Regions from separate parts of the Homo sapiens genome. Here region 1 is linked to region 2. A link is a loop called in an ENCODE intact Hi-C map of the cell type or tissue named here. Cell type or tissue: HepG2. All regions are shown on one strand. Links, peaks and the distances in the headings refer to the core of each region. The heading gives the core; the rest is flanking DNA.

The links. Hi-C counts contacts between places; a loop is a spot of excess contacts. Peaks named below come from ENCODE experiments on the same cell type or tissue, not always from the same donor. Only the 100,000 strongest peaks of a DNase experiment are listed, where the experiment ranks them.
Region 1: a loop joins it to region 2, with 7 times the contacts of the local background. A loop is called at or near these places in 38 of 110 quality-filtered maps.

The regions. Positions count from the first base shown.
Region 1 is chr2:239,095,161-239,107,788 of GRCh38, reverse strand. HDAC4 (histone deacetylase 4) reads left to right here. Exons shown (of 27, transcript NM_001378414.1): 16 at 4,893-5,013. Among named protein-coding and RNA genes, the nearest start is that of MIR4441, 16 kb to the right of the region's middle. In HepG2, for the core only: a CTCF peak has its summit at 1,283 (motif pointing right); a DNase peak (open chromatin) is centred at 1,278.
Region 2 is chr2:239,031,477-239,046,437 of GRCh38, reverse strand. No RefSeq gene overlaps it. Among named protein-coding and RNA genes, the nearest start is that of MIR4440, 30 kb to the left of the region's middle. RefSeq lists an enhancer at 9,940-10,559. In HepG2, for the core only: no CTCF peak of the experiment used is centred there; a DNase peak (open chromatin) is centred at 5,867; H3K4me3 peaks cover 648 bases; H3K27me3 peaks cover 770 bases.

The sequences.
Region 1 (12,628 bases), core at 46-2,545, 66 kb before region 2:
CTCCCACCTCCCACCTAGCAGGCTCTTCTCAAGGTCCAGGGCTGTTGCTTTCTGCCTCCGGGTCACTTCCCCAAGGAAACCAGTTCCCACCATGCTCCCCCAGGGCTGCCAGGAAGGAGCCACGGGGAGATCCGATTATATCTCAGATCAGGCCTGTTGGCTTTTTGTTAAAATAATTTTCTCTTTTTTTAAGATTTTGAAAAGCTTCTTCGAGAACACAGGGAGACCTCAGGCCCTTGGGGCCCTCCTCAGAGTTAAGGTGCTGGCGAGGCAGTGGGTCGTGAAGGGAATGGAGCTGCAGGCAGGGCCCTGGCCTGGTTTGAATTCAGCTCCCTTATGTGGCTGAGTCACACGAGGAGGCTTCGGGGATGCTGCAGCTCTGGCTGTGCCTCAGTTTCCCTGGCCGCCAGGCGATGGCAGCGGCCTCACTTGTTCTCATACAAGGAGGGCCCGGCCCCGCCTCCTGATAGGAACCAGAGCCCTGCCCCGAATCTGGCTGCAGTGGACTCCCAGGCCCAAGGAGGCAAGAAGGATCAGCCGATTAACACCTGAGGGCAGGACGGGGGCCGCACTTTGGTGAGGCTGTCCCAGCTGGTGCTCTTCACCCTGGAGGCAGCTGTCACAGGGGATCTTGAGCTCTTGACAGGGAGGAGGGTGTGGCCAGGCCCTGCTGATAGCGAGGGCAGGAAGAGAAGAGACTCCCGTCTGGGAGCTGGTGACCTTGGACAAATTTCCATTTCTTTGTCTGTAGAGAGGGGCTGGCAACACTGTGCAGGGTCGCACAAGGCCCCACCCATGCCAGGGCCCACCAGTAGAGACCTGCTATGTCCACTCCCCACACCAGGAATCCCACCATCCTACAGATAGCGCACAGGGTGGACAGGAACATCCACACCCACCCCTCCAACAGTCCTGGACACCCGACAGCCCAGGGCCCAAGTGGCTGTGGCAGAGATGAGTGAGCACGTGGAGCTGGCGTGGCACGGAGGGCCTCTGGTCTCCTGGCTTAGTTTCTGCAGGGTCCCGCCCTGCAGGTTCGCCTGCCCTCCTTTAGAAGCTGGGATATTTGTGAACTTTTAATCTGTGCCTCATCTTACCCCCCGTTTCCTTTACCAGTTTTATTGGTGATACATAATTTTCAGGGGGGAATTCTCTAAAAGTCAGGCCCAGGACCCTCTCCTGCAGTGCCCTCTGGGAGGAGGGAGGAGGAAGGCGGGGAGGAGCCACTGTAGAGGCTCTTGGCACCTGCTTCAGGGATCTGGTCAGGACGGCTGTGCCACTGGAGGGCAGCATTGCCCAGCAGACACTGGCTGCAGGAAACTCCTTCCCCACGTCCCTTCCCTCCACAGGACCAGACAGCTGTCCTGCTGCCCCTTCTGGGGACTGCCCAAGGCCTCCTGAGGCTTCCAGAGCTCCATAACCTGCTTCCTTGTCCCTCCCCTACATGTGCCCCCACCCCCAGGAGGTTCCGCTGAGGCCAGGGGATTGGGAGAGGGTCTCTCAGCCAGAAAAGCAAAGCAAATGCAAGCAAGGGAGGGAGGAGTGAGAAAGCAAAGACCCTGGAAGAAACAGCCCGCTCCTCCGCCCGCCCTCAGCTCCTCCGCCCGCCCTCGGCTCCTCTGCCTGTCCTCAGCACCATGGGTGAAGGTGCCAGCCACGACTGGGCCAGGGGCTGGCAGAGGGTCCCCAGGTGTTGGGGCTGTGGGACAAGACCTGAGCCTGGCAGGATCTCAGGGAGAGGAGAGCTGGAGAAAGACAGGTGGCTGGGAGACAGCCACAGAGGCGGTGGAGGCCATACTCCCTGGACAGCAGTGCCTTGCTCCCACACGTGGGGCAGCTCTCCAGTGCGGGTGCCCCTCCAGGTTCAGAGCGAGCAGTGTGCTAACTCAGCCCAGGGGGACGTGACGTCACCCACCAGACTTCCAGTGCCAGCCTGCCAGGGGTCACTGGCCTCCTGAGATGGCCGAGCAGAGGGGCCATGGGTACGGGGCATGGTTAGAGTGGGTACCCGATAGGAGAAGATGGGGTGGATGGGGCTGTGACTTCCCCAGTCCGCGGACCACTTGGAGGCCACAGCAAGACCGAAGCCCAGGCCCGAGGGCAGGGCCTCAGAGTCAGCACCCCTTCTCTGGGTAGACGACTGCCTGGAGGCCTGGGGGGTGAGGCCCTCCCCTCACACTGCTGAGTTGGCTTCGCGTGGTGAGGAAGGATGAGAGTGGGCTGGGAGATACTTTCTGCAAGCTTGGGACCCTGTCGATACTGGCAGGCCGGCCCAGCAAGACGTGGCTCCCAGTGCAGCTGTCTCGCTCCCTGCCTCACTCCAGAGCAGGCCTTGGGAAGCTGCCTCACACGTTCTGAGCAGTCGGGGGTCCTCTGAGTATAGCCATGTGTGTGTGCGGGCCCCGCCCTCCTGCAGAGGCTTCCCGGGAGCCAGAACAGCTCCTGGCCAATTTGCTTGCCCAGCTTGGTTTGTCCTGCCTCCAGGCACGGTGTCCAGGAAGGAGAGGAGAAGTGGGTGGGCTGGAAGTCAGATGCCACAGAGACCAGGGCCACCACTGGGATTTGCACCCTGCCCCAAGCCTGTGTTTGCTGTAAGGAGCAAAGACTCCTTCTGTCTTATCCTAGGAATTAAAGGGAGACAGAAATAACGAGGTCAGCCTCCCAAGAAAGCAGGAAGGGGCCACCATCACCACCGCTCCCAGAGTGGCTCTGGAAAAGCCTCTCAGGTGCTCAGTCTGAGCCGTCACAATATTGCACGCTACAGCCTGAGCCATCGCGGTGTCCCGCACGCACAGCCCGAGCCCTTGCGGTGTCGCGCACCTGCAGCCCCAGCCGTCGCGGTGTCGCAGAGCTTTTGGGGCTTTGATCCTGTGTCTTTTCTGTGTCCATTTCATGTGTTTGTAAGGAGAGGGTTTTTCTACTTTTCTTCTTTGCCTTATTCTAACATCAACTTTAATTTGTGAATTTCATTTGTGGTCTAACGTCAGATCTCTCTTTCTGCAATTCAGTCTCTTATCCAGTGGGTCGCTTTTGAGTGGGGAGGACACACATGGCTACCCTGCCGTTCTTTCACCCAAAGTCCACACTACATGACCTGCCTCTTGGCACCGCAGGGCACAGCCTGTGGTCCCCTACGGGGACCTTCCCAAGCGTGGGCTGCCTAGGCCCGTCTGTCCAGAGGGAACTTGGCCCTGGCCACAGCTGCCTGTGCCTGTACACACATGTGGGCTTCCTGAAGTCATTAGAAATGAGAAGCCCTGGCCAGGTGCGGTGGCTCACTCCTGTAATACCAGCACTTTGGGAGGCCGTGGCGGGTGGATCACATGAGGTCAGGAGTTCAAGACCAGCCTGGAACAACATGGCAAAACTCCATGTCTGATAAAAATACAAAAATTAGCCAGGTGTGATGGTGGGCACCTATAATCCCAGCTACTCAGGAGGCTGAGGCAGGAGAATCACTTGAACCCGGGAGATGGAGGTTACAGTGAGCCAAGATTGCGCCATTGCACTCCAGCCTGGGCAACGAGCGAAACTCCGTTTCAAAAAAAATAAAATAAAATAAATTAGAAGCCCCCGCAGCCGCCCAGGGCCCCAACTGCACCCTGACCCCTACCCAGAGAGTACGTCCCTCCTGCCTGGCTTTCCAGGGACATGTGACTTATGTCCCCAAAGTAGAAGCAGCACTAGGTTATGTGGATGGGACCATAGAGTCGTTTTTTACCACCGGAAGCCGTGTCACATCTTTTCTTTGTTAAACAAGAGACCTTCATAGAGGAAGCCCGGTTTTGTGGAATTGTTGTTCATGAGAAGAGAACCCGCAGAGCATCCGTCCCTGCCCAGCGCACCTGCCCTCTGGAGGTCTCTCCCCTGTGGGCGGGGACTGAGTTCTTGGCTCCGCCCCTTCTTCCTCCACCCTGCATGGACAGGACCCCCAGGTGCAATGCGTCCTGCAGGAAGGCTGTGTGCTACGGCTCCTGGTGGTCTGAGAGGAGCCCCAGGTGCTGGGCTGGCATAGAGAGCCCTCGAGCTTCGCCCACCACAGGTCTCACATACAGGGTGGACACCGAGGCCTGCAGGAGCTCAGCGGATGCTGGGGCAGGGCTGCAGTCGGGAGGGAGAGAGCAGATCCTGCTCAGGCCTGGGGGAAGCAGGTAACAGCCACAACCGGGGCCACCTGAGTGGCGTCTGACTCATCCTGTGGTGGCCTAACCCTCTGAGAGCCATTTCCATGTGAAATGTTAACTCGAATCTCATGTCCAAAGCCATCGTCCCCTTTAAAAGGCTAAATAAATGTAGCTCAACTAAAGAACACTAATTTTCCTGTGAATTTCTGGAGAAAATCTGAATTAGCCCAGGGATCTCAATCTGAAGAATTTCCAAACCTCAGAGAGACGCAGCCGGATGCCAGCTAGCCATCCAGGACAGATGCCAGACCCTGGCAGCTGTGGCCCCGGGCGGTCCAAGGAAGGCTGCTTCATCCTGGGGCTCAGAGACTCCGGGAGCGCGGCTGGGGTTTCCCTTGAACGTGAGGGAGCTCAGCAGCTCACCTCTATTTTAAGACCAGACCCTGGCAGCTGGAAAGCAAAGTAATAATTTGATGCCAAGTCATTCGTGCGACAGTGAAGGGTAATGCATTGAAGGCTGGAATTATCTTTTAAAGTGTTTTTTCAAAGCTATAATTAAGTGTAAGCCCTCTAAAATATTTCTTAAATATTTTAAAATATCACGTTGGGTGATGTTGCTTCTTCTTTTGCAGTAACCAAATAACATGCTTGTTTTTGTATCAAATTAAGTTTCCTTTTGGGCAATGGTTTCAGTTGGAGTTTCTGTCTGTGGAGCTGAAGCAGCAGCTTCTGCAGAACGTGTGAGTGTCCTCTCGCCTGTCCCCACAGTGCATCCGCGGACGCAAGGCCACCCTGGAGGAGCTACAGACGGTGCACTCGGAAGCCCACACCCTCCTGTATGGCACGAACCCCCTCAACCGGCAGAAACTGGACAGTAAGAAACTTCTAGGTATTTCAGGACCTTCCTTTCCTCCCATATTGGGTTTGAAGTCCCCTGAGGTTGTGTTTCCAGCTCTCAACCCCTTGTGTCTGGGGCACCTGTGGGTGTCGCCTGCCAGGTTATAAGGTAAAGGGCCTGAAAGGGAACCTTTCACCCTCTGTTCACAAGCCACTGGTTGTTGATGAACGTGCCAGGTAGCAGGTGTGTTTGTGTAAAAACTGGGCTGAGAACCGTTGGTTTAGAAGCATCTTGAATCAGAGTTTAGGTTTGAGAGGCTGATTAGGAACACAGCCAGCATGCTGCCCGCCCTGCCCTGCAGGGAGCCTGAAGTTGTTTTGAGCTCCGCTTTAAGGCCCATCAGAGCAAGACCAGGAGGAGGCCTAGGGAGTGTCCACTGCTTAGGGGTGAAAGGCTGCTGGTGTCTTGGCTCTGGCTGAAAGCACCTGCACAGGTGGTGGAGGGGAATTTTAGCCTCATGGAGAGAACTTTCTAATGGGCATCCTCTGCCCGGGGAGCTGGTGAGAGGCTTTCCACAGGGATCTTCAGCAGAGGCAGGTGAACTCCCAGCCAGCTCCATGGGGCTTCCAGTGTTCCCAGGCCACAGAACCCAGACGTGGGGCCGGGGGCTTCCAGGGCGCAGAACCCAGACCCCGGGCCGGGGGCTTCCAGGGCACAGAACGTGGACCCCGGGCCGGGGGCTTCCAGGGCACAGAACGTGGACCCGGGGCCGGGGGCTTCCAGGGCACAGAACGTGGACCCGGGGCCGGGGGCTTCCAGGGCACAGAACGTGGACCCAGGGCTGGGGGCTCCCAGGACACAGAACCCAGACCCTGGGCGGGGAGCGTCCAGGGCACAGAACACAGACCCGGGGCCGGGGGCTCCCAGGGCACAGAACCCAGACCCGGGGCCGGGGGTGTCCAGGGCACAGAACCCGGACCCGGGGCCGGGGGCTCCCAGGACACAGAACCCAGACCCAGGGTCGGGGGCTTCCAGGGCACAGAACCCAGACCGAGGGCCAGGGGATCCCAGGGCACAGAACACGGACCTGGGGATGGGGGATCCCAGGGCTCCCTTTGTTCCTCGATAACGTCTTTCCCTGCCTCCCAGCCACCCTGAACCAGGACAGTCACTGCCCACTGGTTTTCTTCCCCATCTTCTGTGCCTTTGCCCTGGGAAGAGCATATTGGCTCTTCCCTGAGCAGGACCCTAGGAAGGCAGAGAGGGAGAACTAGGAACCATGAACGCAGGGGTTGCAGGGGCAAGGAGAGGGTGGGCCGTGCCTGGCTCGTTGACTGCATTTGGCAGGGCACACGTTGCAGGAGGTGTCCTCCGTGCCAGGCCTGTGCCCGGCAGACTCAGCCTCACAGAGACCTGCACTCCTAGTCCTTCATGCGTTCACTCACTCACTCGCTCACGCCTTCATCCACTCGCCGAGGGCACCTTCTGTACTGGATGCCCTGTAGGTACAGACGGGGTCACAGACCATGGAGCCAGTAGGGCTGTGAGGACACGCATGGGCTCTGGCCTGGGGTGGCGGTCACGCTGCTTCCGGAGTCCCCCCTGCCCTGTGGTATGGAGGCTTCTAAAAGGACAGAAGCCTCAAGTTTGGGGAAAGTGAGAAGGGAGTGAACAGCAGTAGGAAGCAGGTGGGCCGGGGTGTGGCTGAGCAGGTTCACGAGGTGGATCCTGAGCTAGTGCCGGGGACAAGGGCCACCGACCCACCCCACAGACTCCGACAGCTCAGGCTCAGCAACTGCAGAGGCTATGGACTCAGGGAGGCACTCAGTCAAGGGCCTGGGCCAAAGCTGGTGGAAAGGCCTCTGGGCCCCGACTCCCTACACAGCGGCTTCGCCTGCTGCTGCTCTAGAAGGGGTACAGCACCCTTCCACCGTCCCTCTGGAAGGGACGGTGGAAGACAGGGGCTTCCTGGACTGGAGACAGCTGCTCTAGATGAGGGCATGGATGCCAAGCCCCTACCCCTCCCCACTGGGCTGCCAGCATGCTGACCTTTACCGTCCAAGCAGACAGGAGACCCCTCTGTGGATTTGACCAGCCCCAAAGAAGCTGACATCAGGGGTTCCCAACAAATAGCCCCTGAGATCCCTTATGCTGGCACTCACGGCTAATCACCCCCTGTGGGCCCAGAGCTTCCACCCAGCCGTTGGCACTTCCCCCTTAGGAGCGGACAACCAAGGAGGACCCAGGGCCCGAGGAACGGCTGGACAGGGACCTGGAGCTGGAGCCACACAGGGGAAGGAGGCTGGGGGCAGACAGTGTGAGGCACTAACCCAGCTGCCATTAGCACCCTCAGAGAGGATGCCACATCCACGTAACGTGGACAAGTTCAGTGGAAAAGGGGAAAGCACAGAACGTTCAGAGAAGACAAAAATTAAACACCTGACCGCAGAAAAAGAAAATCCTCCTCAGACTGGAAGATACGGTGATGTCATCTCCCAGAAACTGGAGCAAAACGTGACAGCTCTGGGAAACTGGGAAGTGAGATGATGGAGAAGAAGGCCAAAGCTCACTGCAGTGTGCAGGGTCCAAACAGCAGGAGTTCCCAGGGAAGGCAGAGGCCAGGAGGAGGTGTCTGGAATTCAGAAGGCCCCAGGCCAAAGGCAGAGTCTCTGGGCTGCAGGGACCCACCAGGGGTAAGAAAGACCCTCTTAGGGAGAAACAGCAGAGCCTCAGAATGCAGGGACAGGTGAGAGCCAGGGCACCTGCAGACTCCATGGGGCCTGCGGCCATGCCAGTTTTAAGGGCGCCTCATTGCCCTCCTGAAGTTTGTGTCCCGCCAAACTGCCGGGTGAGTAGGAAGGTGGCACAGAGGCATTCCAGGCATGCAAGGGCCAGAGCTTTCACCCTCCAGCTGTTCTTCCTCAGGAAGCCACCGGAGGACACGCTGTCCCAGGGCAAAAGAACATTGGGAGGCCCATCATGGAGGCCGGCCTCTACTGGGTGGTCTGTGAGAGGGTGGCGGCCAGGAAGTCTGAGATCGCCCTGCAGGGAGAAGCTGATGCAGCTACCCCTAGGAAGGGGGCACGCGCTCCTTGGGGAGAAGATGGCGCATGGATTGTGGAGTACCTAGCGGAGGCGGGGAGCACCGCTGGGGCTGGGGAAGGGAGCCCTAGAGGGCAAGGGCGGCAGAGAGGGCAGGCGGCTTTCTGTCCGGGAGCTGGGTGGACAAAGGCCATGCATCGAGGCACTGAGGCTAGAGTGTGCTGTCCCTCAGGATTCTCCAGTCCTTACCAGGAAACGTCACTGCCTCCCCATGTAACACCTCAGCTTCTGGCCGGGTTCTCCAGCATGGGAGGGGCTGCCTGTGGGCCCCATGAGGGGACAAGATCTTTGCCTCGATGTCACCGGGGCTGCCACAGCAGGGGCTTCAGCAGGCGTGGGAGTTGCTGAGCAGCCTCAAAGCATCAGCTCATCAGGCCGTGTCCTGCACACACGCAGTTCTGTGCGCCCACCTCCACGCCTTTCAGAATGGCGGCTGCTCCTGACACCTTCATCCATTTTCAAAGGACCGGCTGTTGGTCCATCCCCTACCACCTTCAGTCTTTCAAACCTGTGGAATTCAGTGGGCGGAGGATGGAGGCAGGACCAGCTCCACCAGCAGAAGGATGAAGGCAGGCTTAGCTCCACCACCTTGCTTAGGTTTCTAAGCTAGTTTCAAACAAAGTTTAAGAGAGATGATCAAAAAGGAAGACCCCTTTCTTGTTTTTGGTTTCTTTATTGAAGTGTCTCTGCAGCATCCCTTTGCACCATTCCTGTTCTCCGAAGGCAACCATTCTAGTCAGTTTCTTTTGTTTACAGGAAGGTTGATCATTCTATTTCTTGTTCTTTCCTGGAAAGCTTTGTGCTTTAAAATCTGTTCACATTCCTGTGAGGATGCCTCTCCCATTACCTTCTCACAACTCAAGATCGATTTTTGAATTTCCGACAATTGTCCTAACCCAGAAACTTCATTATCATCAGTCTAAGTATTTCAGACATGGTAATAGCTGATGATTATCTTGAGTTTTGTGAACATAACCCTAATGAGGTGTTTAAACACTACTGTGTGATTTTTTTTCTTTCCTCTTTTAATGGAATCCACAAGCCGCTAAGCCGTGTGCAAGGGCCTTCATATTTCCTTTCTGATGTGGTGAGATGCCACACATAAGGCGTGGCTGAATTGGCTCGTGGGCCTGAGGCAGGCTGGCCGCTGCCCTAGGCGTCACTGAAAGTCACGTGGCTCATCTGCTCATGTCAGCTGGCAGGGTGCTGCATCCGGGCAGAGCTGGGCCCCTGGCGAGTGGGTGCCGGTGATGCTCAGGGTAGGGTGCGGCAGGAAAATGACTTGGCACAGCGAGGGCCTCCTCCCAGCCAGGGAGCAGGAGCAGCAGCGAGAGGATGGCTGGAGCCGAGCCTTCCCTGCCCCAGGCACAGAACGCCTGTCTGCCAGCCCGCGGCAAACAGACAAGTAGTAAGGCTGGTCGTTTGCAGAGCTTCAGGCCCTGTCACCAGGCTGGAACGTTTCGTGGCCTGGGCTTGGTGATTGTGGCTCCAAACCACAGGAGGCCGCTGGGCTCCTCACAACTGTCACCAAAACTCTGCCTATAACTCCATTCCTATACGCATGCATTTGGATGCATAATCGTGTACTTTTTCTTTGTTGTTTTGGTCTTTGCTAGATAATGAGCAAACTCAAAACAGTCGGATGACTTGTGGTTTTAATGTAGACATGGTTGGCTATGATTTCAAAGAGATTCAGTCTCTTGCAGATACCTGGACACGTGTGTCTACTGTGAATTCATATAGCTGAGCGCGTGCATTATTTGGAAAACGAGCTCCCTAGTTTCTGGCAGTGTCTTTCCCGTGCGTTGGAGTAGTCAGTGATGGAAGGACGTGGCCCACGGAGCCACTCCCAGCCCCAGCTACTCAGCCACTCACCAAGGCCATGACCGCCCTTCCAAGGCAGCACCCGCCCACTGTGGTGAGGTTGGCATTAGGTGACCCCACTACAGACGACGGGCAGCAAGCAGGACAGCAGGTGGCTTGGCACCTTGGCACCCACGCCCTCCTCCTTTTTCAGTCTCGTTCCACCTGCGCACTAGCTCTCTTGCCCACCACATCCCGCCAGCTCCTGCCCAGCCCCAGCACCTCCCAAAGGGGTCCGGCGTGCAGGCCGCTTCCCCGCATGGTCAGCCCCACGTCCACTACTTGCTGTCACCAAGGCACAGAGGAGAGCAGGGCCAACATGCCTGCGGGGATGAGGGCTGACCACCATGAGGTTCAGGCGAGAAGTGTTAGCTGATGTTGTCCCATGTGCCACGCTGACATGTGGACACGGGAACCAGGGTCAGGAGCCACGACTCCAGGCAGTGGCGGGTCCGTGAGCCATGGACACGGAGGAAGTAGGCCCAGGACAGCGCCCAGGAAGGGGAGGCATGCTGGTGCTGCTGCCCTCAGTGGGCGTGAGGGCCAGGACCCAGAGGCCGAGGCATGCCTGCTGAGCGCTGCAGGGAGAGCCAGGGCCGACTGAAGCCCCTGCTGGCTCAATGCCTTGTACAGCCCAGGCAGGGAGGAGGGACAAGGCGGGCACAGACCCTGCCCTTGGAGCCAGGCCAGGTGGAGAGGAGCGCGGGCTCCCTCCGACACAGGCTGGCTCCTCCGAGCACGTAGGCCTTTGTCTGGAAAACGTCACAGCATCTGCATGGCGCCTGCGCCCCTCAGCTGGCCGGGCCCTCCTAGCAGATGGGGGCCGGGCCTATCCTCCCTTTGCCTGGGGGGCCTGGGAGCCCCTGAGCCCCTTCTGAAAGTGGCTGCAGCTGCTGCCCCCTGCCTCCTGCCTCCTGCCCTGCTCCCTGTTGGCATGGCAGCTCCCCAGCCCCGGGCCGTGGACGTGGCCATTCTACAAGCCTCCGGCCTTGATGCAGATCTGTGACCTCCACAGAGTGAGAAGAGCCTGAGTCAGCTCTGTGCATCGGGCCTCACACTAGGGCCTGGCTGTGGCTGTCTGTGGGACATGTGGGTGTCTGTGGGGGGTGCTGGTGTCCGTGTGGATGTCCGTGGGGGGTGCTGGTGTCCGTGGGGTGGGGTGGGTGTCTGTGGGGGGTGCTGGCGTCCATGGGGGGGGTGGGCATCAGTGGGGGATGCTGGCATCCATGGGAGGTGCTGGCATCCGTGGGGGGTGCAGGTGTTCGTGGGGGGTGCAGGTGTTCGTGGGGGGTGTAGGCGTCTGTGGGGGGCGTGGGCATCCGTGGGGGGTACTGGCGTCCATGGGGGGTGTGGGTGTCCATGGGGGCGGGGCGGGGGGCGGGCATCCATGGGGAGGGTGCAGTCATCCGTGGTGGGGTGATGGGGGTGCAGTCGTCCGTGGTGGGGTGATGGTGCAGGCGTCTGTGGGGAGGTTGCAGGTGTCGGGGGGGGTTGCAGGCATCTGTCGGTGGGGTGTGGGCGTCCGTAGGGGGTGCGGGCATCCGTGGGCTAAGGCAAGCAGGCCTCTGTTTAGCTTCTCGTCTGTGCCAGCCACTCTCCTGCAGCTTGGGGCCATCGCAGTTGCTCTTCCCAGCCAGGCACGCTGTTCCCTGAGGAAGGGTTCCTCTCGTGCTAACCGGGCCGGCAAGCCCTCCAGGCAAGAGGCAGACAGGCCCTAATGGACCTATGGCCAACTCCTTCCTATGGCCCCCGGCAGCCAGCCCTAGGAGCGTGGACCAGAGCACACAGAGTGGAGGCTACTGTTCTGGAGCAGGCTGAGAATGGGAGAGGAGCCCCACAGCGGGGGGTACAGCCCAGCTGAGGCCAGAAAGTGGGGTCCCACGTTGGATAAAGGAGCCTGTTACATCAAGCCAGTCTCCCTGGAGCATGTGAGATGTCACTCCAGCTCCAGCCCAGGAAGGGGCCGGGGGCTGCGGAGAGTGAGGGATTGGGGCCCAGGCAGCCGCTAGGAATGGTAGGTCCCGCCCCTGGTTAGTGGGGGTCTCTTGTCCTCCACAGATGGGTTTTAAGCTGGTGACGTGCATTCAGCCAGCACTGGGTCAAACAGGAAAAAGACAGCACCCCTGTCCTGGGAGCACTTTCACTGCCGGAGCAGGCGCGGGTGCCAGAGCAGTGGGGTGGGGGTTTCGAGGGCCCCGATTTCCATGGGAGGAGGCCTGGCGTGCAGCTGCAGCGTCCTTGGAGCCCTCAGTCAGCTGTACACGCTCCGCCTGTGTCGCAGGGAGGGGCTGTCGCTGCATACATTCCCGAGGATCTCAGGGTCTAAGAGGCCTCAGGACCCATGTTTAATCCCGGGACTTGCCCCTTGTTTGCCATGGGAGGGGGCTGCTAGACAAGCCCTAGGAGCTCACTGAGGAGCCAGGCTCGGGGTCCTGGAGCAGGATTTGCTGTTAGATACAGCCCCTCAGGGGCACGGGCTGCAGGCAGACGCCCACCAGGGGTACCTCGTGCTCCCCAGTGGCTTGGTGCCTCTCCTGGGCCCCTGACAGGCTGATGCCACAACAATTTGAGGTGTCCCCACCAGGGTCTGTGACCCAGCTCAGCCCTCACAGGAGTCAAGGCACCTCTAAGGGCCAGACACTGACCCTGCAGCAGGGCCACAGGGTGTCACAAGGGGGAGCAGTGGCCCCTCGTTGTCCCA
Region 2 (14,961 bases), core at 4,790-7,289:
CAAATCCCAGACATCTTATCATTTCATCTGTAAATATCTCAGTAGATTTCTCTCAAAGATAGACTCTTTTCTTAGACAACACAGTATCTTATCATGCTGTCAAAGTGAGCAGTTTCGTATCATGATCAAATATTCAGCCAATGTTGAGATTTCCCCATTGTTTCAGATTGTCTTCAGGTTTTTTTTGTTGCTGTTTTGGTTTTTTTTGTTTTGTTTTGTTTTGGTTTGGTTTTTTTCTTGCAATGTATTTGCAGAAGAAATCCGGCCATTTATGCATTTGTACATCCGCTGTGTCCTAGCCCTTTCCTCTGACAAGTAAAGGAGGGACAGGAGGGTGGGCCTAGAGCACTGGCCAGTTCAGGCTCACACCCCTAGCAGGAGCCCCTCAGAGGTGGGGCCCACTCTTCTTCCACGAGGCCACTGGGCCCATTATTTCACTGGGGGTTTGAAGGCGGCAATGCTTTCTTGCCATCCCATTTTGACAAATGCAATACTTCAACGCGTTCACATTCACCACAAGCAAGCAACTGTTACCAAGTTTCTAGGCCCAACACCTTTGTTTAGAAAAAAGTAAACACGTAAAGGTTAGAATTACAGATTGAAAAGGGTTTCCACTCAGCGTCCCATTGATACGAGATCCTTTAGCCAATAATTTATGGATGGTATTATTATTATTATTATTATTTTAGACAGAGTCTCACCCTGTCGCCCAGGCTGGAGCGCAATGGCACAGTCTCGGCTCACTGCAACCTCCACCTCCTGGGTTCAAGTGATTCTCCTGCCTCAGCCTCCCGAGTAGCTGGGACTACAGGCGCACGCCACCATGCTCGGCTTTTTTGTATTTTTAGTAGAGATGGTGTTTCACCATGTTGGCCAGGCTGGTCTCAAACTCCTGATCTCAGGTGATCTGCCCATCTTGGCCCCCCAAAGTGCTGGGATTACAGGCATGAGCCACTGCACCCAGCCAAGGATGGTAATATTATATGGTACTATATATATATGAGACTTTAATATAAATATATACTATACTTATACTATATATATGAGACTTGAATAATATATGAGACTTGAAGGTTTATTTTTAAATGCACTCAAAATTTCTATTTAAAAGGAACTCTCTGGCCAATTAAACTTGTTGATTTGATTTCAAATGCAAGAACATTTCTCTGATAGTGATGGAAAATAAATTCATATGAAAATGTGGGAAAAAAGAAGTGTGGCATTGTAATTCGTGCAAGTCTTGGGATTTATGTACAAAAACTAAAATGCTGCGGTGTTCTCAGTTTCTTAAAAGTTTTTGTCTGATATCTGAGTGTACAAAAAAATGGAAATTCGGGTTTGCAAGTAAATCGTGCTATAATTTCAACACATGCTGTCTTTTACATCAGATTCTCAGGAAGCGCAGGTCATAATGCAGCTTGGGAGGACCCAGGAAGTGGTTCCACTTAAACTTCTGGGGTGCAGTTGTAGGGAGTTGTATGTCCCTGACACACTCTTAGTTTCAATCTGGATGCAGCTGCTCTTTGAAGTCACACTGAGTCCCTAATATGTACTTGGGGCCTCAGACTAATGTGTTACAGTGTTGAAGTTATTAGTAAAGCCCCTTTGGAAAGTAAACAACTCCCAGTAATGGGCAGTTAGATATATGACAAAATGACAGATGATGGCAAAGCTAATGTCTGCGTGGGTGACACACATCTACCGAGCCAACCACAGATATTCGCAGGGCCAGGGGCCAGGGTTCAAGTGGAGACCGCCATATGCCCAAGTATGTGGACACAGATCAAGCTCCAAAAGTGTTATGCAGAAATGTGGGCTCCTCACCACCTTGACAAATCCACCTCCCTAAAGACGCAGGAGGCCAGGCTGGAGCCGCGGCTCTCAGCCTCCCAGGGGCCCTCGGCAGCCTCTGCCACCGCCTCTCTCTTCCTACTCCTGCTGGGGGGACCACAGCCCACCCCCTGCCTAGCTGCTTCTCGGGCCTTCTCACCTGGCACCAGAACCCAGAATGGCTCCTTAAGGGTTCTCCCCAGATGCTGCACATAGCATTTCTGCTTAAGACCCCCTGGGGCTTGTGGCCACAGCAGCTGCAAGCAAGGCCAGGATGTGCAGTCTTCCACAGGTGCCCACCTGTCCAAGTGGAGACAGCAGCTCTGCTGTTACAGAAGAAAGGGAGGGTGGGTACTGAGAGACACCAGAGTCTCTGCCACAGAACCAAGAACACCTGCAAACCTTACCAACACATGAGGAACCACTGTACCCAGGTACCTCACAACCCCCAGGGCCTTCCTATGAGGTCCACACTCTACCTGAAAGACATCTGTGCCAGTGGGAAGGCGGAGGGTCAGGGATGGTGCTGCCTGGACTCTCTGGGTAGGCACAGCCAACTAATGATACCAGCAAGGGTGGCCGGCCCTTACAACCACATTCTAGCCAATCGGAGGTTCTCTTCTTTCCTAGAAGCAATCGTGGGAGCCTTCCCCAGAGAAGAAGGTGGTACACACAGGTCCAAGGTGAGTATCATGACCAGAAGGAAGTCACCAAACGATGCCAGACCAGGAGCTGGCACTGTGCTGTCTGGCTAGTGAATTACTGGAGGACTAAGGATAAAATTTACACAGGTACCAGGAGAATTCTACAAGTAATGGCTGCGTGCACAGCTGCGAAGCTGATGAGATGCTGTTCAAGCGGAATCACTAGAAATACAAAAAGACATTTCGAAGAGATGTTAGGCCAGGCGCATACAGGAGCATACAGCAGAAATAAAAAATAATCACACGGATGAACATCGTGGATTCTCCTACAAGCTCCAGGTGGGAAGGGCTGCTGAAGAGGGAACGGATGAAGCGTCACAGTGGGCAGCTCTCTAAGCGGCGCCTCTCTAACTTGGTCCCAGCTGGCAGCGACTTGGCAGGAGCCACCAGGTGTGCCGTGCAATGGAGAGCTGGCCAGCCAAACCCAGAGGCCCTCATGCCTCTTTAGAAAGGCAAGAAGAAACTGCAGATATTCCGTATGAGTCCGTTCTCACACTGCTATAAAGAAATACCTGAGACTGGGCAACTGATAAAGAGAAGATGTTTAATTGGTTTACAGTTCCCCAGGCTGTACAGGAAGCATGAGGCTGGCATCTGTTCGGCCTCCGGGGAGGCCTCAGGAAACGTCCAGTTATGGCAGAAGGGGAAGCAGGTACGTCTTCCATGGCTGGAGCAGGAGCAAGAGATGGGAAAGGGGCCACACACTTTGAAACAGCCAGATCCATGAGAGCTCATTCATTCACTCCACAGTACCGAGCGGGGATGGAGCTAAGCCATTCACGGAACTCGGCCCCCGTGATCTGATCACCTCCCACCAGGTCCCAGCTCCAACACTGGAGATGACAATTCAATGTGAGATTTGGCAGGGGCACAGACGCAAACCATATTCTATTCACAAACCAGTTACCAGGAAATTCATTCTAAATCTAGACTTCCTCTGTATTGTACCATCACAAAACCGAGTTTTAGTCAAAGCCAAGTTTGGTGGGCAGGTGGAGGAGGTTCCCATGATACTAGGAAGTTTGTTCCAGTAGTCCCAAGAACCATGCAAATCAAAAAAGCTGCGACAGGAAAATAGGTTTGTTATATCGTCTGTTTTAGGAAGACGTGTCTTCATGCAAAGTGTAAGCTCTGCGTGCACTGGAGGGTGGCTCCCCACTGCCAGTGACAGTCATGAAGAAGGAACATACGATTCGGGGCTAACAAACTCCTCACATCCAAACAGCAAGGCACACTGATTTTGAAAAGGAACATGGCCAAAGGCATTCTTTTGCCATGAAAAGTGTATTTCCAAGGAAAATGAGGGGCCCATTCGATTCTCTTTAAAGCACACACAGAAGTTGACTTTGTAAACAGATTTGAGCCCCTACACCTGCAACCTGTTTGAGTGAGAACGTCCTCATGAGCCTGTCGGCTTCCTACTATCCCACCCAGACAGCTTTCAGGAAAATGTTTAAAATCAAGATTGATGGAGTGATTAAAATGGGATGTATTTTTTTCTAGCAGAGAGCACCCTCCGGAATCACTACACCCGGAGATGAGAGGCTAGTGACAGACCCAACACAGGGCCCATATGGTGACAGTGGCAGTCTTGCCACTACCTTCGGTGAGTGCTCACGTGTGGGGCCTGGCGTCGACATGACTCAAATGTAAACCTTCCCAGGTTGCCATGACACTGGTGGGAGTGGGTGCCCTGAGGCTGGTGGAGGCGGGGAGGGTGGTTGACTTAACATTGATAAATGTGACTAAATAGAAATGTGAAAACTTCTAGGGCGATTTAATAACCCCAGTCTCAATGAATGGAACGTACCAAACCAAGACAGCCAGGGCCAGTGTTGACAATCTGTGCAATGATCGTAGAAATTTTTTAAAAACCATGGACAAATCCCAAAAGATGAGACACAACTGTGTGATAAACATACAGAAAACTAACAAGCTTTGTCTGTAGTTCTTAAAATTACAAGTAGCCGGGTACAGTGGCTCACGCCTATAATCCAGTACTTTGGGAGGCCAAACCGGGAGGATTGCTTCAGTCCAGGAGTTCAAGACCATCCTGGGCAACATGGTGACACTCTTACAAAAAATTTTTTTAAAAAATGAGCCGGGCATGGTGGTGCACACCCGTGGTCCCAGCTACTCAGGAGACTGAGGTGGGAGGATCGCTTGAGCCCAGAAAGTCGAGGCTTCAGTGAGCTGTGATCATGCCACTGCACTCCAGCCTGGGTGACAGAGTGAGACCCTGTCTCAAAAAATAAACAAAATAAAAATTGCAAGCAAAAGTAAAAGAGAAAAACGATTTGGGGCCTGTATATATTTCAACAATCTATCCCGTTAAATGCTGGGGAGGGTGTGTGGACACGAACGGCCCTCAGCACCATGGCTGGGGGACCGTCACCACGAGAGGCTGCAGAGCCCTTCAGAGCCTTGCAAACGGCTGTGCCCGGACCTGATTACACTTCTGGGCACCTGTGCCCAGGACACAAACCTAGTTACGGAAAACCTCTTGTGTCCAAAGACGCTCATTTCAGCATTATTGAATGAACAACTGGAAACACCTGGGAATATTTAACAGCTGGGAACTGGATGGTACTTAGGTGCTGGGTGAGTGGGCAGCGTCTGCGGCGGGCGACTGACCAAGGCCGCCCTGGGAGGCGAGACTCACAGAGGGCCGGCCACCCGTGGACCCTGCCTGTGTTAAGACAGTGTGAGGGAAAAGCAAACAAAAACCCAGCCATGCCTTCCGAGGAGTCTGCGGGGACAGGGGCTGAAATTTTCGAGCATCCTCTTCCAGATCTAGACTGTGGATCCCTAGGTTTCCCCTTTTCTGACGTCAGGAGTACACACCACCCTTAATTCATGGTATTCACATTCCTGAGAATCGACTTTAAAGCTGCCCTCCCTGCCTCGGCCACAGAACACGGTTTCCTCAAGGAATCAATAGCTGCCCCAAAGAAAAAGGTAAAATGCAGGGACAGTATTTTCTAGCACATTCCTCTGAGCTCCCTCACCCCCCATCCCAAAGGACATCCGGTCCCCATTCCCCCATGTGCAGAACACACCCAGAGGAGGCCTTGGCCTTAGTCAGGTGGGCAAAGCATCTCTCTCCCTGGGGGCTGTGTCTGTCTGGCCAGGCCGGCCAGGGCAGCCCTTGCCACCAGAGAGTCAGTAAAGCCACTTGGAGCCTCCAGTCATTTACAGTAAGAATGCCAGGCCCCAGGCATGAGGGTGACGCGGGCTGAACCACCTCACCTGACCTGCCACTCTTCCAGATGGGACTGTCCTGAGAATGGCATCAGGCAATGAGTATAAAGGCACTAAGTTCAGTTTCTGGCCACAAATGGCTATTGTCACTGTTGTTATGGACGCCACAATGCGTGCTTTGTTCTACAAAGTCCTTGTTTGGAAGATAGTTAACAGCAGTCTTAGGGGAGCCCCCGGGGGCCACTGAGATGCACCCCCAGCGCCCCTGCCAGACTGAGGCCACTTTCTACTTCCCAGCTCAGCCTCGGACTCAGCCTCCACCCCTTTCCAGAAACCACCCTCAGCTGGAGAGAGAGGGGTGCCTTCGGGGTAGCCCACACTTTAGGAGCAGTCCACGTGGGATTACAGAGGCCAGGCCCTCACTGTCATGCAGGGCAGGGCTGAGTCCATGGGGCCGGCTGAGGCCTCTGTTGAGACCGTGTCACGGCTCAGCACCTCCCTCTGCCCGGCTCTGCCACCTCCCTTCCTTCGCATGGGAGGAGCTCACCGGCACCCCCAGCGAACCCGGGGTCTCAGAGCCGCCTGCTGGAAGACCAAAACTGCACCATGAGAGAGGGGAGCAGAGGACACCCCCGTCCTTTTGGTGCCACAAATTCTAAGATAAATTTTAGAAAGGTGAAAACATGAGAAGTGCACATCTTGGACAAAAGAGCAGAATTATGAGCTCTCAGCTCAGTCAAGCTTCTTCATTTGCAAGGACAGAAACCCCCTGTGGCTGGGACCAAGGAGGATGGGGCGTTGAAAGACTGGGCATCTTGTGTCACTCCGGGCTTCACCTCGCCCAGCTCCCCCTGCCTCTGCCAGCCCTCCCAACTCCTCTGCCCTGGGCTCCTGCATTCCCCTACAGATCCTGGCAGAAACGGTCTCCCACACCCATATGCCCACTGCCACCGAACTGAGAGTCCTGCCTCGCGCCTTCTGCCCTCAAAAGAGAATCCGACTGGCATCTGTTCAGCTCTCCTCAGCCCACGCAGACACAGAACACATGCTTCACACAAGTGGGCCCACGGCTGTCTTGGAGACCAGCATCACGCTGACCGCCAGCATGGGAAAGCCAGCTCCATCCTGCCGGCTGGGCTCCTTGAAGGCACAAACCAGTTCCTGCCTCCAGGCCTTTGCACAGGCTGTTCCCCCGCCTGGAATACCTTTCCCCACCTGGTGACCTCCCCTTCATCCTGTGAGCCTGAAGGTCAGTGGGGCCTCCCTTCTAAGCCTCCCTCCCCCAGACACTCATCTCCCATCAGCAGCATACGGGGAGGAGGAGGAAAGGCTTCCTCCGCCTCAAGAGACACAGAGGTGGCCGGGGAGGCCTGGCCTGTCTGCAGAGTCTCAGCACAGCATGTGCCTCCTCCAGACAGTGACCTACAGCCTGAGTCCCGCCCTCCGTTTTCCTCTGCAAGCTGCATGCCAGCCTCTCTCAGGGTAGACTTGAGTATGGACGTTCATGAGGCCTCATGGCCAGTTCACTTCTCAGTAGGGGGAGATCAGCTATGGGTCCAGAAGGCTCCATTACCCTGAGGACCAGAGGTGGCTCCCAGTGCTCTGAGTCTGTAAGGGAGTAACCGGGAGGGTGATGGATGGGCAGGTACTTCAAGGCCTGAGGCTGAGCCTGATGGTCCCCGAAGTTAGCAACATCCTTGTCCTGCCAAGGCCTCTTCCTGGGCTGAGCCGGGGGTGGGCACTGCCACCGTGTGTCCGGAGCCCCCTCTCCTTCCTGCCAACCAGCCCCTTCTCACTGAGAAGGGCAGTAGTGGGCTGAATGGCAGCCTCCGTCCAAAAGCTGTGTTCACATCCTACCCTGGGAACCCGGTAAGTGGATTGATTCGGGAAAGCACCTGTGCAGAGGTAGTTATAGGTGAAGGCCTCTCCAGATGGGCTCAGCCTGAGTTTTCCAGGGGGACCCTGAATCCAGTGGGAGGATCCTTACTGGGGACAGAAGAGGAGACACACGGAGAAGGGAAGGGGGCCTTGGGAGATGGAGGAGCCTGGGGGGGATGCTGCCATGTGCCGCAGAGTGCTCAGAGCCACAGACGCTGGGGGAGGCAGGAAGGCCTCCCCTAGAGCCTCTGTAGGGGTCATGGTCCCCCAGGCACTTGGACCCCAGCCTTCTGGCTTCTAGAACTGTGAGAGAACAGAGGCAGCCCCGGCCCGGCCAGCCGCCCCATCTGGGAGGTGGGGGGCAGCCCCCGCCTGGCCAGCCGCCCCGTCCGGGAGGTGTACCCAACAGCTCATTGAGAACGGGCCATGATGACGATGGCGGTTTTGTCAAATAGAAAAGGGGGAAATGTGGGGAAAAGAAAGAGAGATCAGATTGTTACTGTGTCCGTGTAGAAAGAAGTAGACATAGGAGACTCCATTTTGTTCTGTACTAAGAAAAATTCTTCTGCCTTGGGATGCTGTTAATCCATAACCTTACCCCCAACCCCGTGCTCTCTGAAACATGTGCTGTGTCCACTCAGGGTTAAATGGATTAAGGGCGGTGCAAGATGTGCTTTGTTAAACAGATGCTTGAAGGCAGCATGCTCCTTAAGAGTCATCGCCACTCCCTAATCTCAAGTACCCAGGGACACAAACACTGCGGAAGGCGGCAGGGACCTCTGCCTAGGAAATCCAGAGACCCTTGTTCACATGTTTATCTGCTGACCTTCCCTCCACTATTGTCCTATGACCCTGCCAAATCCCCCTCTCCAAGAAACACCCAAGAATGATCAATAAATACTAAAAAAATTAAAAGAACTGTGAGAGAACAGACTCACTATTTGAATCCCCCAATGCATGGTCCTGGGTGCCCGTGGGCTGGGCAGCCCGGGTGCAGTCTCATTGCTATTCAGGTGTGGGGCGAACGGAGCAGAACACTGGCCTTCAGAAGACAGTTCGTGGCCCACCGTTCCCAGGAGGAGGCGTAGCACACCGCACAGTAGGCCGGGGAACCCCGGGCGGTCAGAGGCCGAAGGAGTGAGCGAGAGACATGGGAAGAGCCATTCTTGGTGGTCCACTCTGGAGAGGCAGGATCAGCAGACCCCGGGGGCAGGGTCTGCTCCACGTTGTCAGAGCCTGGCCCGGGCTGATTAGGACAGGGGGTGATTAGGTCCTGAAGGGAGAGTCGGAGAGAGGAGGCGGCTGGGGGTCTGGATGGCTTTGCACACGCACCACGGGAGAGTGGGAGAGAGGGGTGGCTGGGGGTCTGGATGGCTTGCACACACACCACGCACATGCTCCGAGGGAATTATTTTCTATCCCTAGGAATCCGCCAGCCCTGGAGAGGCACCTCCTCCAGTCAGTGAGACCCCGGATGCCAGGGCAGCACAAATGCAGCGAACAGGAAAGACAGAGAACCCACACGGCCTAGGCGAGCACCCCAGAGGGCACCCTCCACCTGCCGGCAGACGGCCCATCACACCAGGGGCTCTGCATCTGGGGTGCCCCAACAGTCTGTGGGGGCTTCAGAGCTCTGGGACCCCCTGAACACTGTGTGCAAAGTTCTCTAGGGGGAGGGCCTGTGTGTGCAAAGTTCTCTAGGGGGAGGGCATGGGGTCTTCATCTGATCCCAAGGAGGTCAGCTCCCCGCGTCTCGGGATGATTCTGAAGCCCTCAGCCCATCCTCGATGTCCTGAGCCCCCTGCTCGGCCCTCAGTGGGGCTGGCTGTTCTGCTGCTGCTACTCCATTGGTTTTTCCTTCTCTCCTGCAGGGCACCTCGGTTCAGGGACAGGTCTTGTTACCTGGGGCGGTAGGAGGTGCTCACAGAGTGTTTGGGGTACTCCCGAGGTCAGGGCTGAGCTACCAAGGTCAACACAGAAGAACAAGTGCAGGGTCTTGGATAGACCCTACCCAGCCTGGGAAGGCCCCGTGCTGCTGCTTCAGGGACGACGCTCTGCCCTGTGCCAAACCTGCAGTCGGGACTGTGCCCAGCAGCCCAGCCTGGGAGACTGATGGGTGAGGAGGCAGGGTCCTCCTGCCGGCCTTGGAGTGCAAAGGCAAGAGGGAAGCCAAGGAGAAAGCCCCCCAGAGGAGGGCTGGGCACCCTCCCCGGGCCTGCGTGCCAGACGCACCAGGCAGGAAGCAGGAGGGGGCGGGGCAGAGCAGGGCAGGGCAAGAGCAGGTTGGAGACTCCTGAGCAGCCTGGCCTGAGTCCCTGGATCCTTCCTGTGGCTGCGCTGTTTTCCCCTGTCCCCACTGTGGTGCCTGTGAGCCTCTGCTGTGGGTCGCAGCAGGAAAACCCTCTTCCCCCAGCCCGCTGGGCCCAGGCGGAGCTGGGACTGCAGATTCACCAAGGATGCCTGCGTGACCCTGTCCAGAGATTCTTTCCCGCCAAAAGCCAGCTGCATCCCACCCATCACCACAGGGACAGTGACGCCTGGCCAGGCAGGGGCATTCAGGTAGTGGCACTCTGCCCTCTTGCACCTCTGAAATGTTCGGGCTGCTTGGCAAAGGAGCTAAGAAGACTTAACGTGGCACACACTGCACGTTTCACAACTGAGTGACTGGGAGCCCCTGACCCCTGGCTGCCTCTCACCTGGGGACCCCACCTCCCCTGACCCCTGGCTGCCTCCCCCTGGGGACCCCACCTCCCCTGAACCCTCACTCCTGACCCCTGGCTGCCTCTCCCCTGGGGACCCCACCTCCCCTGACCCCTGACCCCTGGCTGCCTCTCCCCTGGGGACCCCACCTCCCCTGACCCCTGACCCTAACCCCTGGCTGCCTCCCCTGGGGTTTTGGCATCACTGGCACCTAGCCCCTCTGCTAATCTCTGCCCCCACCCAAGGCCCCTCCCACAGCTGGCCTGGGGAACTGAGTTGCTCATTAGGCCTGGTGGAGATTAATGTCATCAACTCCAGGCGATTTTCGCTGTCATTAACGGTGTCCAGTCCCCTCCAGCAGGAGGGAGGACGCGCCCACTGAGGCCGACTCTGGAGGCCTCCGAAGGCCGCGGTGCCCACGCGTGGAACGCCCTCCAGGCCTCGCTGCAAGGAGGTAGAGTGGCAGGGCTGCACGCACCTGACTCCAGGCTGGCCCAGTTTAGGAGACTTGGCCCACGGGGGAGCCCGCAGGAGAGCGGGGCTGCTAGGCTAGGGGGTGGGCGCGCCTGGCGGGGACCCCCACCTGCCCCGCCCCACCCCACCCTACCCGGCTGCTCCCACACCCAGGCCCCGCTGGGGAGGCTCGTGGACTCCATCGCCACCTGGTGGTGCTGCCTGGAACCGCGGCCTCATCCGGAGGCCCCACCCCACCCAGTGCCCGCCAGCCCTGGTCCCAAACCCTGACCCCAGCCAATGATGGAGGTGACAGTGGTGCGGCCTGCAGAAGCCAGGCGCCTCAAACCATTCCCCAATATTCTGGGGAGACACAAAACTGACAAAGTGAGACTCCCCCCACCCCCCTGGGAAGCGCAGGGCACTTTGGTGGACCTCCTCTGCGGTCTCCTCTGCCAGAGGATCCCAGGGCACAGTCCACCACTGCCCCATGGAGCAGCCCGTTGCTTTCTGGGCGGTGAGGACCCGGGACGTCCTGCCTCGTGCTGGGCCGGGATGGCTGCTCTGCACCCGCAGCTCCCACGTGGCCCTAAACACCTGCTTCACTCCTCACTGTCTACATGGGCTGCCAGGCACTGCCAGCCTCTCCAGGGGCTTTCATGGTGGGGACAGAGAACAGACATACAATGGCGTATGTCAGGATGCTGGGAGATGCGCCAACTAGGAAGGTAGGGCAGGGAGGTTGGGGGTGACGGAGGGGCAGGGCAGGGGGTGACAGGTAGGTGGGCCAGGGAGAGCAGGGAAGGGTTGCTGGGGACATGCCAGATGGTGCAGAGGAGGCAGGAGGCTGGGGGGTGGGGAGCAGGGCAGGAGGGCCTTGGCTTTGGACAGGATGAGCCGAGTTCTCTGTTAGTTTATTTAGAACCTTGGATAGTTGAGCCTAGAGCTTGAGAAATAGAAGCCTGGCTGGAAATAGAATCCTGAGCCTGTCAGCAGTTAGGTGGCATTTATGGCCACAACATGGAGCAAAATAACGAGGGAGCGAAATAACAAAGAAGAGAAGAAACACCGAGCCCCAGAAAAAGAGGCTGGAGAGAAGAGGAACCGGCAGAGGAGGCCAGGCAGGGTGAGCAGTGTGTGGGGCTGGGGAAACCCAGAGTGGGGGGCTCCAGCGATCAAGGGGTCAGCAGAGGGGAAGGTGCCATCCATGGACCGAGGAACAGCCGGGAGATTGAGCACCATGAGCACACAGCCCCCAACACCCCAGCTCCTCCGTGCTGCACACACACCCTCCTGGCACACCTGGGCACCCGCCAACCTGGTGTTCCACCGTAAGCACAGCACTGGGAACCAGATCCAACCATCAGGATGTGGTTCCCCCAGAGCGATGGGCAGGCCTCACTGGTCAGGACTTCGCGTCTGTTTCACCCTCATGATTGTCGTAAGACCTGCTGTTTACTGGGGCTTTACGATTTCCTGGAACTATGCCACATATTTACATATTGACTCCATCCAAACTGACAGCAGCCTGCCTGGAGAAGTAGGTGTTACTCTTTATGGAAGAATAAACTGAGGCTCCTAGAGGTCCAGAAACTTGACCAAGTTTCAGCAACTGGTTTTCAGTAGGAGCGCCACCATTGGTGCCAGGGCTGCCTCCTGATTCCAAAGCCCCAGGTAGGTACCCGCCAGGTGGCCTCCAGCCCCAGCCATATTTCCATTTGCATATTTGCACCTCATTAGCAACTTCTTTTGAGCTAGAAGACCTGAAAAATGCTCAGGACATTTTCAATTAATAAGTACTTCAAATGGAATTACAGAACTTTAGGTCACTGGTGCCTCCCAAATAGGGATGCTCAGCCAATCTGTGTGGTGTTGAAGAGCCTGGGGCAGGAACATAACCAACAGGTATTTACTGTTCTGGGCGTGTCCACGTGTTCTTCTGCAACCGCAGGTTCTATTGTCTAAACTCCCTGTAGTGAGTTGAGGGGTGCCCCCCAAAAAGATAGGTCCATGTTCTATAGTCTCTGGAACTTGTGAATGTGTCTCTGTAGATGTTAAGCTCAAGATTTTTTTTTCTTTTAGAGGGAGTCTCACTCTGTCACCCAGGCTGGAGTGCAGTGGTGTGAACTTGGCTTACTGCAACCTCCACCTCCCAGGTTCAAGCAATTCTCCTACCTCAGCCTCCTGAGTAGCTGGGACCACAGGCGTGTGCCACCATGCCCAGCTACTTTTTGTATTTTTAGTAGAGACAGGGTTTCATTATGTTGGCAGGGCTGGTCTTGAACTCCTGACCTCAGGTGATCCACCAGCCTCAGCCTCCCAAAGTGCTGGGATTACAGGCATGAGCCACCATGCCCGGCCCTGGTTATTATTTTTGTAAATACAATAAAGTATTTTGAGAAAATATTGGCAAAAAAAGTGAATAAATGTTAACAGTTGAATATTCTTAGTGGTGAGAAAGAGTGTTTTTTTATATTTATTTACTTACTATAGACTTAGAATTTATTTTAAAAACCTACTTTATACCACCAATATTATAACATTAAAGAAAATCACCAAAAAAGTTAAAATTGACTCATTATCAAAATAGACCAATAACAAGTGCAAAAAGTGAATTAGTAATTGAAGATCTTGCCACAAAAAAGCCCAGGCTCAGAATATTCACTGGTGAATTCTATCAAATATTTAACAAAATAGTACCAATTCTTCACAAACATAGGAAATAAACAAAGAGGCAACATTTATTCTCTGAGGCCAGTATACTCTAATACAAAAAATAACTAAAGTTATGACAAGAAAACTACAGACCAATATCAGGCATGAATTTAGACCCCAAGACCCTTATCAAACATTAGCACACTGAATCCAGCAACATATAAGGAGAATGATACACCACAACCAAGTGGGGTTTATCCCAGGAATGCAAGGTCAGTTTAACATTTCAATATCAATTAATTTAATACATCATGTTGATAGAATAGAGGTAAAAAACCACATGGTCATCTTGATAAACACAGAAAAAAACACTTAACAAAATCTCCCCACACACACACAAAAAATCCAACACCCATTCATGAAAAGAATTTTCACCAAACTAGAAATGAACTGGAACATCTTCATTTCTATTAAAGACATCTATAAAAATCCTGCAGCTAACATTATACCTAATGGTAAGAGACTGAATGCCTCCCACTTAGGATTGGGAAAAAGGTAAGGAGGTCCACTCTCTTCACATTCATTTAACATTTACTAGAGGTGCTAGCTAATGAAATAAGGCAAGGAAAAACTAAGGCATCTAGACTGAAAAAGAAGTAAAACTCTCTTTATTGACATATAATAGAAAACCCTGAAGAACCCACAAAACTAATAAATTTAGTAAATGAGTTTAGCAAGATTACTAGATACAAGATCAAAATCAACATATAAAAATCAAGTGTATTTCTATATACTAGCAGTGAATGATCAAAAAATGGAACTAAGAAACACTTCCATTTGCAATAGTATTAATAAAGAATAAAACTACTTAGGAATGAAACCAACAAAGGAAGTGCAAGACTTTTAAATTAAAAGCTAGAAAACTTTGCTGAGAGAAATTAAAGATCTAGATAACCTGGCGGGGACATTCTGTGTTTATGGATTGAAAGACTCAATGTTGTCAAGATTGTAATTCTTCCAAAATTGATGTATAGAGTCAATGAAATCTTGCTAAAACCCAGCAGGATTTTTGTGGTAGAAGTAGGCAAACTGACCATAAAATTTGCTTAGAAATGCAAAGAAATCCGAATAGCCAAAACAATTTTGAAAAAGAACAAAATGAGAGCACTTCCACCACCAGATTTTAAAACTTTCTGTAAAGCTATGGTAATCATCGCACACAGATCAATGGGAGACGATCGAGAGTTCAGAAATAAGCACGTCTATGGTCACCTGATTTTCAACAAAGCTGCCAAGACGGTCAATAAAGAAAAGATGGTCCTTTCAACAAATGGTGCTGGAGCAGTTAGATACCCAGGCAAAAAGACGAATTAGACCTTTACTGCATGTAATACACAAAAATTCACTCAAAGTGACTCATAGACCTAACTTAAAACTATAAAACTCTGAGAAAAAAAAACATAGGGGACAATCTTTGGGACCTTGGGTTAGGAAACAAGTTCTTAGATTTGATACTAAAAACATAATCCATAAAAATGAT